4 separate regions of the Homo sapiens genome follow, and all the other regions are linked to region 1. Evidence: chromatin loops called from intact Hi-C (ENCODE). Cell type or tissue: chondrocyte. All regions are shown on one strand.

The links. Peaks named below come from ENCODE experiments on the same cell type or tissue, not always from the same donor. Only the 100,000 strongest peaks of a DNase experiment are listed, where the experiment ranks them.
Region 2: it touches region 1 in a loop (2.1-fold over the local background); 2 of 110 quality-filtered maps call a loop at or near these places.
Region 3: it touches region 1 in a loop (5-fold over the local background); 18 of 110 quality-filtered maps call a loop at or near these places.
Region 4: it touches region 1 in a loop (2.5-fold over the local background); 5 of 110 quality-filtered maps call a loop at or near these places.

Annotation. Positions count from the first base shown.
Region 1 is chr9:84,666,065-84,671,064 of GRCh38, forward strand. It overlaps NTRK2 (neurotrophic receptor tyrosine kinase 2), which reads left to right and starts at 3,665. Exons shown (of 19, transcript NM_006180.6): 1 at 3,665-3,824; 2 at 4,313-4,896. The coding sequence starts at 4,685. RefSeq lists a silencer at 2,190-2,409. In chondrocyte, CTCF peaks have their summits at 1,624, 2,391, 2,593 and 3,918; DNase peaks (open chromatin) are centred at 2,367, 2,647, 3,827, 4,717 and 1 weaker place.
Region 2 is chr9:84,860,188-84,865,187 of GRCh38, forward strand. NTRK2 (neurotrophic receptor tyrosine kinase 2) reads left to right here. Exons shown (of 19, transcript NM_006180.6): 13 at 853-900. Among named protein-coding and RNA genes, the nearest start is that of NTRK2, 190 kb to the left of the region's middle. RefSeq lists an enhancer at 2,070-2,570. In chondrocyte, no CTCF peak of the experiment used is centred here; no DNase peak of the experiment used is centred here.
Region 3 is chr9:84,951,801-84,956,800 of GRCh38, forward strand. It overlaps NTRK2 (neurotrophic receptor tyrosine kinase 2), which reads left to right. Exons shown (of 19, transcript NM_006180.6): 17 at 3,483-3,717. Among named protein-coding and RNA genes, the nearest start is that of NTRK2, 280 kb to the left of the region's middle. RefSeq lists an enhancer at 3,073-3,573. In chondrocyte, CTCF peaks have their summits at 2,450 and 2,650; DNase peaks (open chromatin) are centred at 2,490 and 3,581.
Region 4 is chr9:85,422,889-85,427,888 of GRCh38, forward strand. All of the region lies in intron 2 of LOC105376121 (a long non-coding RNA gene), which reads right to left. Among named protein-coding and RNA genes, the nearest start is that of AGTPBP1, 320 kb to the right of the region's middle. RefSeq lists a silencer at 2,372-2,471. In chondrocyte, CTCF peaks have their summits at 2,453 (motif pointing left) and 2,687; no DNase peak of the experiment used is centred here.

The DNA of each region.
Region 1 (5,000 bases):
TCCTGATACAGGAATTTAGTGCTATAAAATTCCCTCTAAAAACTGCTTTAGTTGTATCACACAAATTCTGATACATAGTGTTTTACATTTTCCTTTTGATTTGTTTTAACTCTATTCGCTTTAATCTTTTGCGTGCTTCTTTCTCTGGCCTCAGGTAGCTTTATTACCTGCATGTGTCAATCAGCACTATGCTGAATACTTGAGAGGAACCCTCTGCAGATGTCCATAGTTCTTTCTGGGCAATACTCTTCTCTTTGCTACTCTGTCTTGTGAACTCTGCACTCCTTGATTTCTCTTGAGCTAGTCTCCTCAACTTAGGTAGATGGCCTCTGCCTGGGTTCCTTCTCTCTGAACGATGACCTTCATTGTCTTATATCCATTGTCTTAACTTTAATATATTTTGTTCAGTGTTTTGGTCATATGATTGAGAGAACAAATCCGTTCCCTATTACTCCATTTTAATCAGAAGTTGGCAGTATTCTTGCTTATTTTTTTACAACTCAGTATTGGATGTTAAAATCAATGTATTGAGTTATTACATGCATTCAGAAATGAAATGGTGTAGAAGAGAAAAGGATATATTAGTTTATGTACTAAGGGTAAGTAAGTTTTGTATTATGACACTTCTTTTTTAGTTAGTATATGCCTTTATGTATGTGTTCATTGGGTTGTGATATAAAAGGCATTTCTTATTGTGGATCATGGTCAAAAGAGTTTGAGAAACATTGCTCTAGGTACATCATGGTTCAGTGCAGGTAGGAACCTGCAGCACTTAATTTCTATGCCTGCATTCAAGGGATCTAGAAAAAAGTCATCTCTATATTGTTCATCTGAAAAATGTTCATCATCTCTTACAAAGGTGTGATCTGAGAATCCTTGAAGTGATCTCTGGGACATATCTTATAGGTCTTAAAATCGAGGTAGATCCACAATTCTATCAGTTAAGAAATAGCTACTGATCACCAGTGTGTTCTAGACACTGTCCATGGAGGTGTTCAGTTACTAGCATGAATAAGTGGGAGGCCCTCTCTGGCCCAGTACTGAAGCCTATCTGGCTACTAAATGAGACAGAAAGTAAGGCAAGGTTTTAAGCAGTGCTAGGAGCACTCAGAACGCAAGGAAGATTTGAAATTGTGAAGGTGAGAAGGAGCGTGTCTGGGGGAATTATCCAGGTTCTTGCAGACTTAGAGGTTAAGAAAGTGAGATCTCCTTTATTTTATTTTATTTATTCATTAAAAATACACATATATTTTAACACCTACTATGTCCTTGAGAGATATCAATGAATAAAATAGATAAAAATCCCTGCCTTCATGGAGTGTACATTCTTCTGGGAGAAATTTTAAAAATATATATAATAAGTAAATTATCTGTCCAAAGGACAAACTGCTATGGTTGAAATAGTAGAGCAGAAGTAGGGTGATTAGAAGTAGGACCGCAAATCCTAATTTTAAGTGGGAGATAGTGGAATATATTTAGAATCCAACTATAATAGTAGCATATATTTACTCTAATAGAAACTCTACAAATATTCCAACATAATTAGACTCTTCTGGTGTACAAACCACCGTAAGACTGCCTATTCTCCATACCGCATTGACATGCTGCAGCCACTAGGGCGAAAATGGGCCGTTTCTTAGAAAAATGGGCTCAGAGTATGGGAGTGTGAGAGAAATGTGGGTGATTACGCACACACTCCTTCCTTCCCCAAGTGTTCCTCAGGGGCTTCTCCGCTTAAGGTTCACTGACAAGACAGGCGGAGTTTTACGTGCGTCTGAGACCAGGTCATTTTTGCCCTTGGCGTCTCTTCCTTGGCGCGTCCTCACCTAGTAGAGAATAGAGGCGCAGCTCAGGAGTAAACTTCAGCCTGGCCGTTCACCACTCGATGTGTGTTACAGCCGAGTGACAGTGGTGAGATAGACCTGCTGGCCTTGCTTTCGGGACCTGCAGCAAGATTTTTGGGTGCTGTCCAAGAATTCCCGCGGTTACACTCAGCGCCCAGGATCTGTACAAAAAAGCCCCAATAGATGTTTTACGTTCCCTTCGTAATATTTAACGCTTGGCCTAGATCCGAGCATTCACTCTAACGTTCGGTTTCTTGATCCTTCCCATCCCCAAACTCTGCGGGTAGATCAGTGACTATTACTATATTTTGAACGAGACTCCAACCCATTGCTCTCTCGAGAGAGAAGGATTGCCCGCCTTTTTCCCCCGGGCAGGAGCTCGGCGAGGCCAGGAGAGCCGCGCACCGGCCGGGCAGGGACGCGCAGGCGTCGGGCGCCGCTGGTTGCGCATCTGGCGCCAGAGCGCGCCCCCAGCGCTGTGCCCGCCGCGACCCGGGCCATGGGCTGGTGCTCCGGAGCGTGCCGGGCGCTCTCTCCCCGCGCGGGGGCACCAGAGCCCTCGGAAGTGTCAGGCACTGCGGTGTATTTTCCCCGTTCTCTTTTAAATGACTGCGGAAAAACAGATTCCGAGCCGCAAAAGGGAAGACGGATTCTCAGACAAGGCTTGCAAATGCCCCGCAGCCATCATTTAACTGCACCCGCAGAATAGTTACGGTTTGTCACCCGACCCTCCCGGATCGCCTAATTTGTCCCTAGTGAGACCCCGAGGCTCTGCCCGCGCCTGGCTTCTTCGTAGCTGGATGCATATCGTGCTCCGGGCAGCGCGGGCGCAGGGCACGCGTTCGCGCACACCCTAGCACACATGAACACGCGCAAGGTACGGCAGGGGAGCAAGGGCTTGGGATGCCCTACGTGGGGGTGGGCATCGCGGGGAGTGAATCCACGATCTGGGAATGGCTACATCCCGTCAGGTTAAAGGATGAGAGAAAATGACGCGGCGCCACACATCGGACAGGCCAGGGTGGCCACCGAGCATTTAGAATACGCATCAGGCGCGCTCCCTTCCCCTCACATGTCTCTATTTCCCGGGCGTGTGATGGCAGAAAACGGCAGGAAAAAGACCCACTTAGAGAGCTAGAATTGTGTTTGGAGACTCCCTTCCCTCTGCAAAAGCACCAACAGGAAGCCCCTCCAAAACCACCGATCCCCAAATAGGTGGCCCGGAATGGGGGCGGTGATCCTTGGTTACCAATGCAGAACACGTTTTGGTGTTTACAACATTTATTTATTTTTAGGATAGCTTGCCCTCCCTTTTAGGCAGGGTGGGAAAGGAGAACGCGGGGAGGGAGAAGGGAGGGAGGATTCCTATAATAAGAATCAGCGCATTTTTCAGAGCTGAACCAAGCACGGTTTCCATTTCAAAAAGGGAGACAGCCTCTACCGCGATTGTAGAAGAGACTGTGGTGTGAATTAGGGACCGGGAGGCGTCGAACGGAGGAACGGTTCATCTTAGAGGTACCTGGATGTAAATGCACACACACACACAGACACACACACGCACGCGCGTGCATGTCTACACGGCCAGGATGTGTGCGTGTGTGCGCGCGTGTGTGAACTCCCACATGCTGCTGCTGTCTGCTTCTGGCCAGTGGCACCGATGCCTCCCTCCTCCCTGCTCGCCCCCAGATTCCCCTCCCCTCCCTGGTGCTTTTGTCTGGAGGGTGTTATGGGTTTGTGTGTGTATGAGCGTGTGTGTGTTTTTGGATTTCAGACTAATTTTCTGGAGTTTCTGCCCCTGCTCTGCGTCAGCCCTCACGTCACTTCGCCAGCAGTAGCAGAGGCGGCGGCGGCGGCTCCCGGAATTGGGTTGGAGCAGGAGCCTCGCTGGCTGCTTCGCTCGCGCTCTACGCGCTCAGTCCCCGGCGGTAGCAGGAGCCTGGACCCAGGCGCCGCCGGCGGGCGTGAGGCGCCGGAGCCCGGGTGAGCAGCGCAGATAGTGCCCTCGGTCGCCTCGGCCCTCACTGTCTCCCCCTGGGGCGGCCTCGGCTACTCCCCAGGTGGGACGTGCCGCGCCACCTGCCCGCGCCACCGGCACCCAGCGGCCGTGGCGGATTCTGCAGCATCATTCGGGGGCCCCGTCGCGGAGCCAAAGCCGCCGGCAGTCTCCGCATTCCCCTTTAAAGGGTCCTTCGCCCGGCCTGTACCATGGAATCCTGTCTTGGGGACCCTTTCCCTACCTCCCCTCCCTTGGCCTCAGGCTCGAAGAGAGAGTGGGCACACTGGTGGCTCCAGCGGCGTCAGTGCCATCGCGGGGCAAGTTGATTCCTGGGCCGGAGCTGGGCACTCATCCATCCACAGTCTCCGGGCTGGGGTCGGGGTGGGGATGACGCGAGCAGAGAGGGAGAGTGCCCCAATTAGTGGTGTTGGGGGTCCTACGCTCAGTCTTACGCGTGTCTGTTTGTCCTCAGCCTCGAGGTGCATACCGGACCCCCATTCGCATCTAACAAGGAATCTGCGCCCCAGAGAGTCCCGGGAGCGCCGCCGGTCGGTGCCCGGCGCGCCGGGCCATGCAGCGACGGCCGCCGCGGAGCTCCGAGCAGCGGTAGCGCCCCCCTGTAAAGCGGTTCGCTATGCCGGGGCCACTGTGAACCCTGCCGCCTGCCGGAACACTCTTCGCTCCGGACCAGCTCAGCCTCTGATAAGCTGGACTCGGCACGCCCGCAACAAGCACCGAGGAGTTAAGAGAGCCGCAAGCGCAGGGAAGGCCTCCCCGCACGGGTGGGGGAAAGCGGCCGGTGCAGCGCGGGGACAGGCACTCGGGCTGGCACTGGCTGCTAGGGATGTCGTCCTGGATAAGGTGGCATGGACCCGCCATGGCGCGGCTCTGGGGCTTCTGCTGGCTGGTTGTGGGCTTCTGGAGGGCCGCTTTCGCCTGTCCCACGTCCTGCAAATGCAGTGCCTCTCGGATCTGGTGCAGCGACCCTTCTCCTGGCATCGTGGCATTTCCGAGATTGGAGCCTAACAGTGTAGATCCTGAGAACATCACCGAAATGTGAGTTCCTGGAGCTTTTCCTCCTTTTTCTCCTTGCCCCTAGGGCCCGAGCTGGCCAGGTGGGTAGGTCCTGGAAGTGAATGCTGTCCCAAGAGTGGGGAGAA
Region 2 (5,000 bases), 190 kb after region 1:
CCTTTACCCTTCTCATATTCAGGTATTTCCCCACTGTGCAGAATTCACTTTGAATCCAGCGGAAATTACCTAGGAGGAAAGAGCTGGGCTCAGGAAGGAAGCAGACATTTCACTGTGGCTTTATTCACGGGAGGCTCTCCAGACGTTTGGCAGGTCTTTTCTTACATGTGCCTACTGGACCTTGTGTTCTAAGAGGCACAGAACAGCTGTACACAGCCCAGTGTCACACAGCAAGTCAGGAGCGAGAATCCATGTAGAATTAAGATCTTTTTTTCCCTCCCTCCTGAATCTCTATCTAGCCCGTGTCTACTCTCCCACGGGATTTTGTGTTGCTTTTTTTACCGTCTGTCTCAGCTTCAAAAAGGATCTGTTTTCTCTTATTATTTTCCCACATTGCTGCGGTTCAGAACCGTAGTGCATTTGTCAAATGCATTGTGTGTGTCTTCACCCCTGCAGCTTCCCTGTCAGATGATTCAATACAAGGCAATGATCTCTCCACTAAGGGGGAAGAAAGAAAGTGAGAAAGAAAGAAAACAGCTCAGAGCCCTTAACCCTGGGTTGTGGCTATTTTTCTCATAGACAGGCTGCTCTCTCTTATCTGATTGGAGCCTCCGTGTTCTCTGAATAGGAAATAAATCTCTACACAAAAATCCAAGGGTTAGTTTCCAGGTGTTTGATAGGAAGCTTTCATCCCAAGTGGTTTGTTTATTTATTTATTTATTTATTTATTTATTTATTTATTTATTTTTGTCGGGGGGAGTTTGTTGCATTATTTGACCAAGGACAGTGTTGACCACCTCCGGTTTCTACTTCTCTTTCGAAGTTTATTTTATGTTTTGTTGTGGTTTTCAGATTTCTCATGGTTTGGATTTGGGAAAGTAAAATCAAGACAAGGTGTTGGTAAGTAGTTAACTCACTCCTTCTTTGGATAAGTAATGAGTCTATGTTTTTATTCGGATGAAAATGCTTAGACCCTCTTTACATTCCACGGTCTTTGATTCATTTTCTGTGTTCCTGGTTTTTGATTTGTTGAAGAAGTAGGTCTAGAATTTTTCCAGAAAAGGCATTACTGTTGTTAATTGAGTTTAGTACATGGTTTTACATTTTTAGATTTGACTCGTTTTTATCCTGTGGGGGAAGTGTTAACTGTCGTTCCAGTTCTAGTTTGTGATGCATTTTTAAGAAGGTTAAGGAAATAAATACAACTACATTTCAGCTACATGTACAGGGAATAGCTGACTGAATAGTCAAGCTGGACAAGTTTAGGTCTTAACTTTCTTCCATTGGCCAAGATGTAATAGAGTTCTGAATTGGTAAATCAGTTTCCATTTATGACCATTCCTCTTTCAAAACAGATTCTAACGTCCAGACGCTGTGATTTCTGCTTGATTGCATTCTATTCCCTGCATTCAGACTATGTGCTGACAATTGAAAAGCAGTTTGTAGCTTACCAAGTGAATGCAGATGATGTAGCTCCTCATTAGAATTGAAATCAGGTGTGATCTCTTGGGACCTCTAATTTGTTCAGAATTTTCTATGGGTACAGAGACAATGAACAGGAATTGCTTAGAAGGCATGAAAAGACGGCATTCTTACATCTTTCATGTGGGTTTCCAAGATCCGACCATCTTGGGCATCTGTTGGTTAGTTATTCTTTTGGTAGCAAGGTTGGCCATAGGTAAAATGGCAAAGTAGGGGAAATGTACCAATGTCAGGAGGCTGCTCAATTCCAAACCATCCACCCTATGCTTGTTCATCCTGGCCATATAAGGAGCTGTTTCCTGTCACTTTCCATCCTGACGTCAGACCTTGTCTTGTTGGGCAGTCTCTATCACTGTCTGTCCAGTGATCCAAAAATGACCAGCCGGCTGAGGCAGCCTGGCCAGATGGGGCCTGGAGGGGGAAAAGTCACCTTGACTCTCGCTAGCTCCATGGATTCCAAGGTTAAAGTTCTTAACCAGCAAAGGGGAAGTGGAGACTTGGCAAAGTTAGAACATGAAGCTCAAGTAGTCAGGGCTTCTAGGCAGCTCCCTAGGGGCAAATTTCAGACACAGCTGATCATAGTCACTTTGCCAAGATATCAGAGGGATGATCCTGCCTGGGCAGTCTTAAAGGTGTTCTGTTTTACGGGTTTGATGTGTATGCGTGCGTAGGTGTATCCCGTGTGTTTTTGGGGAAGGTGGTAATAAACTCTCCCATGACAGTCCTATAAGACAGGGTCTTGCTTCTGCTAAATAGCAAGTCATTGCAACCACTTAAATATTTTTCCAAGCCAATTTGCACTGCAGAAGGGTGCTTGTTCCCGGAAAGCTGCAAAAATGTGGTTTTACTGTTTTAGGCCACAGCAGAGAGCTCTTCAGAATTATTCTTCCGGCTGCAGTCCAGCAGAGGTGCTGCTCTTATAAAACATAGGTTTCATTATTTTTCAAGTTTGGTGAGACCAACAATTTAGGAGATGATTGCCATTGAGAAGATAGTGTGTCACTCGTGGTTCCCAAAAGAAAGGGGCACACCATGGCATGCAGAGCCACGTGGGGAAGTGCTGGGATCCATTAAAAGGCAGAGGAGGGAAGGGAGAACTTGGGCAGGAGCTTTTAGTGTGTTTCCAGGTAAGGAACTGGGGAGGGAGGGTAAACAGGTTTAGGACTGGCTAGTCTGAGTAACTTCAACAGGCTCTAGGGTACAGGAGCTATCTAGAGTTGTCAAGTACTTGGCCCTGGGGTGGGGAGGGCAGGTGGATAGTGGCCTAGAGTGTGAGCCTCACATCTGGAAGGTGGTTGGGGTGTTGTCTCTGGATTGGTTGGTTTGCATTTGAAAGGCATGCTCCCAGGCAGGGTATTTACCATCTGTAGGAACTGACTCACCAGGGGTGGGAGGGGCCATTCCTCCAGGATTAGCACGGCCCCAGATGTCAAAGCACCAGAATCCAGAATATAAAAAGGCTTGCTTAGTACAGCTGCTCAAGAGTACTAACCCTTCCCCTCACCTTGAAGGCACTGTTGGTATTGAGAGAAGAAAACTCCCCCAGATGAACTTCGTGATTCTTATCACAGGAAATTAAGTCTACATTAGGCTTAGAAATGTCTGTAAAGTCATAGTACAGGATGTGTGACCAAGCAGACATATTAAAATAAAAATGGGCTAAAAATGTTTCCAGACTTAACTCATGTTTTTCAGCTGAGTAATTAGAACTATTTACCCTAAATCAGCCAAGTGTGCACCTACCTCGCCATTTAAAACTTTATATGAATATTATAATACATTTTTTCAAGTCCTCATATGAATTTCGTTTAACACACGGTGATGTGCCCCTTTATTCTTCTGTCTTTTTCATGGTGCCTGCTCAAACACATGCATAGACATACAAAGACACATCCTGTGATATGCACAGACAGGCTGCTGTCAAATTATGTAGACATTCATTGTCCCGCTGAGAGCTTCTTCTGCCTTCTCAACTTTGCTGTGCTTTGCATTCCATTATATCAAAATGTTCACAGAAAAATGGGCTTAAACCCTGCAACCTTGCCAGCCATATCAATCTTCTAGGTTTTGGAACATCAATAATGAAGAAAACAGCACTTGAATTAATATCCCCCTTGATGAATTGTTGAGGTTTATGTGTTACTCACATTTGTCAACAGTGATTTTTCTGGCAAAGTGAAAAGGCTTTTGAAAAATTACCTGTGGTGCTTTTTACTGCTTCTACGCTTAATCCTCCCCTCGCTCCCCAAACAAGAGCTCATTCCCTTGCAATCTGTTACATTGGAGTTGGGGGGTTTAATTGGAGAGGTTTAGGAAAGGAAAGGGTATCCCTTAGTGAGGAAGGAGAAGCAGAGAGCAAATCACTTGGTTGGACTCTTTAAGTGAGGGCTTCGCTGTGTACTTGGCAGAAGATTCAAAGTCTGAATTTGGGAATCTCAAGTTGTCTTCTAGGTATCAGCCTCCTCAAAAATGATTGAATGCTGCTCTGATGTTCATGAACTTCAGAGCATCCTGGGCCAGGGGAGAGTCAGAGAAGAAAGCAACTGGGGTCAATGCATTTCTAATGGTTCCAGGGGCTCCAGAAGGAAATATTGCTGGATCTCTGACAGCACGTGGAGTCTTTTAAAATGAAACTCCTGTACAAAGGCATAAGAATGATACCAAGGACTTCCGGGACTGTGGGGAAAGGGTGGGAGGGGGGTGAGGGATAAAAGGCTACACATTGGGTACGGTGTTGCTGCTTGGGTGATGAATGCACCAAAATCTCAGAAACCACTAAAGAACATATTCATGTAACCAAACATCACCTGTTCCCCAAACAACTATTGAAATAAAAAGAAATTTTAAGAAAAAGAAACTCCTGCATTTCTGGGGGTAAAGGTGGTGCCTGGAATCTACTGAGAAACATGCAGCCTTGGCTGCAGTCCTTCAGGGAGCGCAGGCAGTAGCATGTTTTAGTAATCTTGCAGGAGGGAACAGCCATGCCGGGAACCAAGGAAGGGAGTCAGTGGTGAGAAGGTTTTGTTGACAAGATGCGGAAACCTTAGCATAACACATCTTAATTTTCTTTTTTTTTTTTTTTTTTTTTTGAAACTGAGTCTCACTCTGTCACCCAGGCTGGAGTGCAGTGGTGTGATCTCAGCTCACCACAACTTCTGCCTCCCAGGTTCAAGTGATTCTCCTGTTTCAGCCCCCCGAGTAGTTGGGATTACAGGTGCACGCCACCACACCTGGCTAATTTTTGGACTTCTAGTTGAGACAGGGTTTCACCATGGCGGCCAGGCTGGTCTCAAACTCCTAACCTCGTGATCTGCCTGCCTCGGCCTCCCAAAGTGCTGGGATTACAGATGTGAGCCACCATGCCCGGCCAACACATCTTCATTTTTAATTGATGGCCAGAAGCTGGATGATCTAGGCCTGTCAGGGAGCAAGTAGCAGAACAGGGATGATTAGGAGTATTGGAAAGAACTTGTCTTTGTAGTTATTCTTGGCAGGATTTCTGCTGTATCCTAATGCAG
Region 3 (5,000 bases), 290 kb after region 1:
TCCGCAAGGGAGCTGGGCACTTAGCTGCCATGAAAAGTCCCCAGCTGTATCAGCTCTGCCCTATAAAGACAGATGTCTTCTCTTGTCTCCCTACCCTCTTTATTCATCCAGAAGCCATATATTAAGCACCAGCATGGCCAGGCTCTAAGCTAGTTAGGGTGGGAAATGAGGAATAAAACACATGTCTTTGCTTGCAAGGGTTTCATGATTTTTCCTCTTAGAATCTGTCCAGAGTTGCCGTCTAATGAGGGGAAAAATAGACTACTATTTTTCAAACTATCACAGCTAACATTTATTGAACTTTCTAAGCATTTTAATATGTTTCAGGGTATAAACCATCCTTGCCGTCATTCCTACGTTACAGTTGGGGAAACTGAATCACACAGGTAGCAGATGACAGAGCTGAGATTCAAACCTGCAGCCCCTGGCTGCAAGAACTCATGGTCTTAACCACTCTGCCATCCTCTCTGCTGAGGTGCTTGTTGAAAAGACCAGAAGGAAAGTGGTGTGCTATAGAATCCTGGAGCCAGAGCAGTTGGTGCAGTGCCGGCTGTAACCCACGCTGGAGAGAACTGGACAGCTAAGTCAGGCCCATGAACCTGCTACTTGCTTCCCAAGCCAGGGAGCTGATGGTGCTTTTTTTAATTTTGTTATTTTTTTACCTCTTAAGGAATGTCTTCCTGGAAGAGATGAAATGTGTTTTGATTTCTAAGACTTCACGAGGACCTGGGAAAGTGAAAGCAGAGGATTGCAGCGTTAACCGTTATTTCTGTTCCTCTTAAGGACTTGTGTAGCAGACCCACCTACCCACTTTTTACAGCAGTATGTTCTGCTCAGAGAAAGCATCCAGAGGCTTATTTTATTTAAAGAGCCGTGTTCAGAAAGTTGAACAGCAAATACCCAGATATAAACAGGGGAAATTACTTTAAAAATCCAGGAGTCTCCCCCAACCCACACATACTAATATAAAGTGCATTAGGCATTTGAGGGCCACCAGCTTCCTGACGTCTGCAGAGTGTGGGGTTGGAGGACAGAATTTTGTGCAGAGGTGGCCTTTTGCACTGACATCTAACTTTTCCTCTATCCTGGAGTCTTGCCTCTGAGAGATATTTAAAGTAGATCAGTTTTCTGGAACTGATATAAGGCTGTGGCCAATCAACAAATTATTTTATTATTTAAATGGTACCTATGAAGATTAAATTCTGACCGAGTCTCTGGGTCTTTATTTCAGATTTTCTTTAGTTTATGTGCACCCCAGCCCCTTCTCCTGGTGCTGAGGTCATAGTAGATTTAAGGAAGACAAGTGAAAACATTGGCAATTTCCCCTGACCCCTCAGTGCTGAAAAGGATTAGGCTTGATTCACCTTTAGTGAAGTGGAAAGGGCCCACCCTCTAGTATCCTGAAGAGCCCTGTTACAGGCCAGTTACAAAAAGTAATGCACAGAGGATAACTTGTGTTTTCACATCACCTGTCAATTTCATTTTTAAAGAGAATCTTTGTTTGCAAAGCCTTTCTCCCTGGTTTTCCTGTGAAAGGCCACGAAGCACTATGCAAGCACAGTGTCAGTCCTCCTCACATCAATGCCCTTAGCAAGGGGCAGTTAGTATCTACAATTTACAGAGTGAGGAAACAGGCCCAGAGAGGTTATGTAACTCACCCAAAATCACACAGCAAGTGTAGGACAGGATCCAAATTCATTTCACATATCCCGGAGCTTTGGCCACTGTGCCGCTTCTTACCTTGAGTAGGTGCTTTTGAGCTGAAGAAAGCCCTGGAGCATTTTCCCAGCATTGTTCCTCAATGTGACAAGAGGCAGCTGGGGGTTGTGGTTTGAGTAGAGGTGAAATATGTTAGGACTGGCTTGTACAAAAACAGGAAACTCCTCCCCAGGGAATGGTTAAATCCAGGTATTTAGAGACAGGAAGAACCTAAGAAATTACCCAGTATAATATTCCTCTGTATTTTTGACTAATGAAGAAATTGTACATGAGAGAAATTAAAGGGCTTCCCAGGATCATGGCATTGGACGCTGGTAGGCCTGGGAGACCCCCCAACTCCTGTCCAGTGTTCATTCCCTGAGATTACAGGAATGAAAGATCTGGTGACAGAATGATTCCCGAAATCAAAGGCAAAGACAGTCACTGTAGGCTGGAGCCGGGATGGAAGTGGGGATACGCCTGTGGCTTGAATAGTTGGGGGAAGGAGGGCGGAGAGGCAGGGCAAACCCTGACATGTGTTCTCAGACAATTCTGGCTTTCTCAGTTTCAAATACTCACACGGCTCTGAAACCCTGCAGGTGAGGTTACCTACTTTAACATTTATGCAGAATCCTCTATATTTATTCTAAGTGTTTCAAAACGTCTTGAGAGAGATCTTTCCTTTCCCAGAGAGAAGCCCTTGGCCACGCCAGGGCAGAGCCCGACAGCAAACCCCGCCTTTATTCCTTGCACTGCAGCGCCCCCTCAGGCCACCAGGGGCAATGACGCTCATCTTGGCTCACAGCGCAGGATGTCACAGCAGAGCCTGCCGCGCTGAGGGCGGCATCCTAAGACGCGGATCCTCCCACCCTTGCAGGACTTGCGTGTTAGGGTGCCCTAAGTCATCACATAGCTGAGGAGAGGCCAGGTGTGTAAGACAGAAGAAAAATAAGATTTAAAAAATCATAGTCCCCCTCCCCATAGTGTAAACAATAAAATTTTCCCCAGCAAAAGAATAAACAGGCTGTGGTTCAAAAGAGTTCTCCTATGTGTTGGCCATAGCCTGTGTTGAGCGGAGGTTGGAGGAGGGGTGGACAGAAGGAAATGGTATTTTGTATTGAGAATGAACATCCAGATTGAGAATGCCCTGGGACTCTGTTGTTGAACTGGGCTTGAGAGAGCCAGGCGTAGCTTCAAAACCATGCCTGGCCACAGATCAGGTGGACTATGGAAGGCCGCAGGCTGCCCAGCTCTGGTGCTGGTGGGGACACTCTGGAGGAATCAGCTTGGTTGGGGGATACTCTGGCATAGCCTGGCTAGGTGGGAAGGGGTGGGGACCCACTGGGCTGCCATGTCCATCCCACTAGGAGAGTCCATCTTTCCCCATATGTTTTGTTTTTGGTTTTGTCTTCCTTCACCTACCTGCTGCTTCTCAGGGTCAGGGGGCCCTGGTAAGTGCCTGAACCCAGCACAGTGCCAGAGCCCCTAAAATGTCAACCTGTCTGTACACTGGAGGGAAGGGGGACATTCAGGCCCACGGGGTCCTGGGAATTCCAGACTCTTTGGGAAACAGAGCAGCCTGGGTGCTCTCAGGACTGCAGAAGTACAACTGTGTGAGCACCTTTGTCTCCTCTTCATGCTAAGTCAGGCAGCATCTTTTAGCACCAGCAGCTACAGGGTGGGGGTGAGGAGCTTAGCAAGAGGGACGGGGAGGGGCAGGGGCAAAGGGCCCCTGGAGTGAAAATGCTGAGGCCCCCAGCTTCATTCTCCATGTCCTTCCCCAGGGCACACGGCCCTGATGCCGTGCTGATGGCTGAGGGCAACCCGCCCACGGAACTGACGCAGTCGCAGATGCTGCATATAGCCCAGCAGATCGCCGCGGGCATGGTCTACCTGGCGTCCCAGCACTTCGTGCACCGCGATTTGGCCACCAGGAACTGCCTGGTCGGGGAGAACTTGCTGGTGAAAATCGGGGACTTTGGGATGTCCCGGGACGTGTACAGCACTGACTACTACAGGGTGAGTAGCTGTGCAGATCAGAGACCCCAGGGACCTCTTTCCCTGCGGGACCCCTGCTGTATTTGTTTGCTGAGGCTGTCATAACAAAATATCATGACTGGGTGGCTTAAACGACAGACATGTGTTTCTCATGGCTCTGGAGGCTGGAAGTCCAAGCTCAAGGTGTGAGTGGGATTGGTTCCTCCTGAGGCCTCGCTCCTTGGCTTGCAGGTGGCTGCCTTCTCACTATGCCCTCACATTGGGATGGTGACAACCCAATCCTTCCCTTTAGGCCTAAATTTCTTCTTTTAAGGACACCAGTCAGATTGGATTGCATCCCACCCTAATGGTCTTTTTAACTTAATCACCTACTTAAAGTCTTGTCTCCAAATACAGTCACATTTTGAGGCCCTGGAGGTGAGGTTATCAACGTATAAATTTTGGGGGGACGCAGGTCAGCCCATAGCACCCACCCTGCTCTTGGCACTCCAGCGTGGTGGGTGAGATCTCCAAGAGTGAAGTCCTCAGTGTGAGAATCCTTCCAGAGAAAACTGAGGGCCTGGGGGAATTCCTGGTGAGGTTAAAGGATGCTGAGGTTTGGCTTTGATTCTGTGAAAGTATGCCTGGAGCCTTTGTTTGAGATTTGAACAAAAGTGAACTTGTTCACATAAATAATAGTACACCGGACTTTGGAAGTTCCCTCCAAGCGCCATCTTGGTTGAAAGCGGTTTAGCTTGGTGAGATGGAAGAAGTTTTATCCTGCCTGTTCCTAGACACTTCCACACAGCTTGTCTGGTGTTTCCACCACTGAAATCACTGAGAGGCAGAGTTACAGACAGTGACTCAGATCCACTGATGACCTAGAACTGGCCCCCGGGATATGTTAACTTTGTTAACTGAGATTTTGGAACTCGGACATGAGAGAAAAGGGAATTTCTGGAAATGTTGAAGTTGTGATATTTAGAGTGAAGATTCGGGGTGGTGTTCTACCACTTTGATTTTCTACCAACCCTCAATTTGATTTTCTTGTGTGTTTTGCTGTTTTTCAAGGAGAGAGGAAGGGAAAAGGAAGGAAGGGAATAAATGTGCTGGTGTCTATAGCTTAACAGCATAAAGCACAGAACTGGCTACCTTTCATAATAGGGTAGGGCTGGTGAAGATGCTGGCTTTGCTCTTCTCATTGTTATTTATTTTTGAGGAGGCACCTTCTCAGTTTATTTCCTGTTCCCCTTCCTGCAGTCTTGCTCACCTCTATGGCCTCTGCGTTTTAGTGGGGTGAACTTTGCTATAATTAGTGTAAGAAA
Region 4 (5,000 bases), 760 kb after region 1:
GACCCACAGCTAGCCTCAGATGCATGAAGGAGACCATCCAGGAGCTGAAGAACCCAGAGACTTGGGCGCAATAAGAAACGCTTTTTGTTTTAAGCCAGGGTAATCAAACTTTTTCTATCAAGGGCCAAATAGTAAATATTTTAGACTTACTAAATATTTGGTATGGTCTCTGTTGCATATCTTATTTTGTTTTCCAAACGCTTTAAACATGTAAAACCATTCTCAGCTTGTGGGTCCTACAGAAACATACTGCAGGCCACAGTTTGCCACTCTCTGCTTAAGCCATTGAGCTCTGAGATACTTTGTTACACAGCAGAAGCTAACTCATAGACCACATGGTTTTTATTTGCCCTTGTATCTTGTTTTCATGCAAAGAGAAAACTATACAATGAGGGTCATTTCCTCCAGGAGGGAAGGTTGACTGCTACCAGAAACAAAGAGGTCATTGACCAATGTTGCACCTCAAAGCCGTTTTCCTGGTTCCTTTAATAAAATAATCACCTGAACGCCAGTCTTTGGGATGAAAAAATGATTTCTAAATTTCAGGGACTGATGGCCAAGATCCCGGGGGACTCCAGAGGAAGACACTAGCATATAATCCCAAAATGTTAAATGGGACCAGTCTTTCTTCAGTGGAAATGATTTCCAGAACAAACTGGGGCTGTCATCCTGCAGCAGAGACCAGCCAGGATCCAAGGACAGAGTGAGTCAGCCCCTTCCTCTACAATCATGAAGTCATAGAAACCCAGCCCTCTAAACCTCTAGCTCTCATTTTGTGGAGATATAAAGAAAAGGGGGAGGAAATAAGAAAGACTGAGCATGTATCTTAGTCATGCCTGTAGAGAATGAATAGACTATTTAAATTATTGGATTGGGCTGAGTTTATTGGACTGGACTAAATTTATTTTTTCCTTGCTACTCAGTGGGTTTGGAGACTTAAAAGGATGATAGATCACTTGTAGGAAATGATAGGACTGTTATGGCTTCAATGTTGTCCCCCAAGAATATATGCCACCCACCTTATTTGGAAATAAGGTCTTTGCAGATGTAATGGCGCTAAGATGAGTCATTAGGGTGAGCCATTAGGGTCATTATGGCTGTGTTACAAAAAGAGAAGAAGAAAATGACACCCAGGAGAAGAACGCCATGTGTCAACGGAGGCAGAGATTAGAGAAATGCGGCCATGAACCAAGGAAGGCCAAGATTGCGGGCAACCCCAGAAGCTAAGAGAAAAGCATGAGGCAGACTCTTTCCCAGTGCCTTCAAGAGAGCATGGTCCCACCGACACCTTGATTTCCAACTTTCGGCCTCCACAACTGCAACAGAACGAATATCTGTTGTTCTAGGCCACCCAGTTTGCCGGCATTTATTACAGCAGTGCTAGGAAACCAGCACAAAGTTTTTTGTTTGTTTGTTTGCTTGCTTTTTTGACACAGTGTCTCGCTCTGTCACCCAGGCTGGAGTGCAGTGGCGCGATCTCGGCTCACTGCAAGCTCCGCCTTCTGGGTTCACGCCATTCTCCTGCCTCAGCCTCCCGAGTAGCTGGGACTACAGGCACTTACCACCACGCCCAGCTAATTTTTTTGTATTTTTAGTAGAGACGGGGTTTCACCGTGTTAGCCAGGATGGTCTCCATCTCCTGACCTCGTGATCCACCCGCCTCGGCCTCCCAAAGTGTTGGGATTACAGGCGTGAGCCACCGCGCCCAGCCAAGTCTATTTCTTTAAAAGAGATTATTTACATCTTTTAATTAACACCAATGATTCTTTCAACACTGCTTTTCTGAAGTTCCACTTCTGAAATTCAAAGTAGTCCTTGAGGGTCCCGGAACGCTGGCTGGCAGAGATGGAGGCATTACTCTCCCCACAGATTGGTTCACGGTGAACTTAGAGACCTCCGGGGAGGGTATATTCCAGTGGCTCCGAAGACCTCTGGTTGGTTTTGGATTTGGTTTAGAAGAGTTTAGAAGGGTTTAGAAGGGAGCAGCTGATAAAAGGAGCATTTTTAGAAACGGCCTGCCTTTTCGGGGTCCTAACTTTGGTGTGCACTGAGGTCATCTGGAACAAGTGTTGGGAATGGAGATTTCTGAACCTCATCATCAGAGATTCTGGTTCACTTTGTCTAGAGAATGAAATTCAAGAATCTATATCTTTAGCAAGCACCGTTTAGTGACTCTGGCACAGCCGATTAAAACGCCTTTCCCCAGAAAAAGCCATGGAGGGATCCCACAATTCAAAGTGGCAGAGAGCTCCCATTCATTCCCTGGCCGCTTGGAAGCTGCCCTAGCGTGGGGATTGGCTAAGGTGGAAGAGCTTGGGCCTATGGTGCTCCTCACCTGCGGGGTCCCTCGGGAGGAAGATGGAGGGCGCTGGAGCAGCCCTTCCCGGTGCTCTCTCTCCCTTCCCAAATGGGGACCCGGGTCAGGACTCTGGGAGAGCGGCACCCCCTAGTGGCCACGTTTAGTTTTCCAGGTACTTAGCAACAGGCACCCGGCCAGCAGCTGAACTCCCCCACGTAAACGGGTGGCACTACATCAATAACACAGGGCAATGGAGCAACTTATTGTGATCTTGACTCATGTGGCAATAAATATCAAATCGGAACACAGAAGCGGAACATCCACAGGAAATGGCAACTGCATTTTATGGGTCTTAAATTTCATACCAGAAGAGAAAATCACTACCGGGCTCTGAAAAGCTGCAGTCAGGGTCTTGTTTTTTCAAATCTATTTCAGAAGAAAGCAAGAAAAAAACTGTAGAAGACAGGGTTGAGGTTGGGGGAGGTCAGGGGAGTCAAGCCATTTGGAAAAGCTCTTTGGAAAGAAAATCTCTGTGTAGTTTTAAGAGGGGAAAATTGAGCAGTGTAAATCAAAAGGAATTGTTTTTTAAATGCATTTGATTTTTTAAAGCAGCCAATATCTATTACAAATAAATTGTATTTTCTCCTTCTTCCTACCCCATTCCACTGATTAAATTACAAAATAGTAAAATAATAGACCTCAAAATTCAGTCTCTGCATCCAATCAATTCCTATTGTTTACAAGCATCTGTGTATTTGTAATGAAATAATTTCATAATTTCACTGAACTATGTGGCAGGCTCTTCACATACCTTATCTCTAATCATCTGAACAACCCTGCAGGGTAGATATTATTGATTACATTTTTCAAGTGAACAACTGAAGTCCAGAGTGATTGAATAAACTCACTAATACTAAGCAGAGCTGGGATTAGGACTCATAGCCTCCCAGTGCCAGAACTCAAGGACAATCTTCTCCAATACTCACCTCTCTGAAGAAACTGGAACATGTCTTGTAATCCCACTTTCCACAACAGAGGTACTGCCAGGAATGACGATGAACATTAAAAGGGTATGAGGGGCTGGACGCGGTGGCTCACACCTGTAATCCCAGCACTTTGGGAGGCCAAGGCGGGCAGATCACGAGGGCAGGAGTTTGAGCCCAGCCTGGCCAATATGGTGAAACCCTGTGTCTACTAAAAATATAAAAATTAGCTGGGCGTGGTCGCGCGTGCTTGTAGTCCCAGCTACTAGGGAGTTTGAGGCAGATGAATCGCTTGAACCCGGGAGGCAGAGGTTGCAGTGAGCTGAGATTGCACCACTGCACTCCAGCATGGGTGACAGAGCAAGGCTTTGTCTTAAACAAAAAAAAAGTTTGTGGCGGGGTGGTATGAGGGATCTTACTGAGGTAATAAAAATGTTCTAAAACTGGTAATGCCTGTACAATTCAATAAAGTTACCAAAAATCATTGAGTTGTACACTTAAAATGGGTAAGGTTTATGATAAGTAAAGCATACCTCAATAAAAAAAATAAAAATACAATGTAAGAAATCACATATTTAAACAAAAGGAATAATAAGAACTCTAGTGATATATAAGAGTTTAAGGGAGATAGATGTGGGTAGATTTGTTTCCTCATCAGCTTGGGAATGAAATTAGGGATAGATCTGATGGAGAGAAGACACCACAGGGCAGGCCCAGGCTGTATCATGCGGCCGACTGTGGACCCCTCAGGCTCTTGCTGTGGCTGAGTTTCTTCCCCTGCGATAATCACTTTCCCATCAGCATTGACAATGGCTCCTTATTTTTCCCTTTCTATCAAAACTTACTTGCAGACTTTTTATTTATACTAATGTGTAAAGGGCTGATTAGTGTTTAAACAGCTCCCCTTTCAAAGGAATTATGTCATTTTTAAACTCCAAATATTCAACCATCCCCTTCCTGATGAAGAACACGAAGAACATGTCACTTAGATGTTCAAGTGACTTCAAAATCAACAAGCAAAATGAAACTCAGTATTACCACATCCCGTGCTGCCCCACTAGCCAAGTTGTCTCCCCATTCTAAGATCCCTAACTCTGCCACCCATATTTCTCTGGCTCCTGCCCCATCTGCTAACATGGGCCTCAGCCAACTCATAACGTACCCCAACTCCAAGTCCTTCCAGCGAACCCCAGAGACGATGTCCTATCAGCTCTCTGATTGTCTGAGGCTGACCCACACCATTCGCCATTTTTACCTCTTCCTCTGCTCCAACCCTCTCCAGTGGAAACACTAGAGTTTTGAGATATAAGCACCATTTTGGCTAAGAACACCAGCCCACTGTGCACCATCCTTTGCTGGCCCATGTTCTGCTCCTGATGGCTCCTTCCATGGCTGCTGGATATGGCTGCCCGCCCAAGGACCTCTGTTGGCACAGGGGAGACTCTGGAGGCCAGAACCGAGTGCTGGTCTGCTCTGAAGTGGGAGAGTTGCTGCACCCTATCAGGAAGGTCCCAAATCAGTTCTGCCTTCCTCTCCGCTACCACATGGAAGTAAATCCAGAAAAATCATCGGAACAACATCTTCTCCTCTGAAAGCCCACCTAACAAATTGCCTTCCTGTAATAAATGAAAATATCAGCAAGAGATCATTTTTAATCTCGATAAAAAAAAATCCAAGCACTTTGCAGTGTGTTACCCCGAGCAAAGTTACACTGGAGG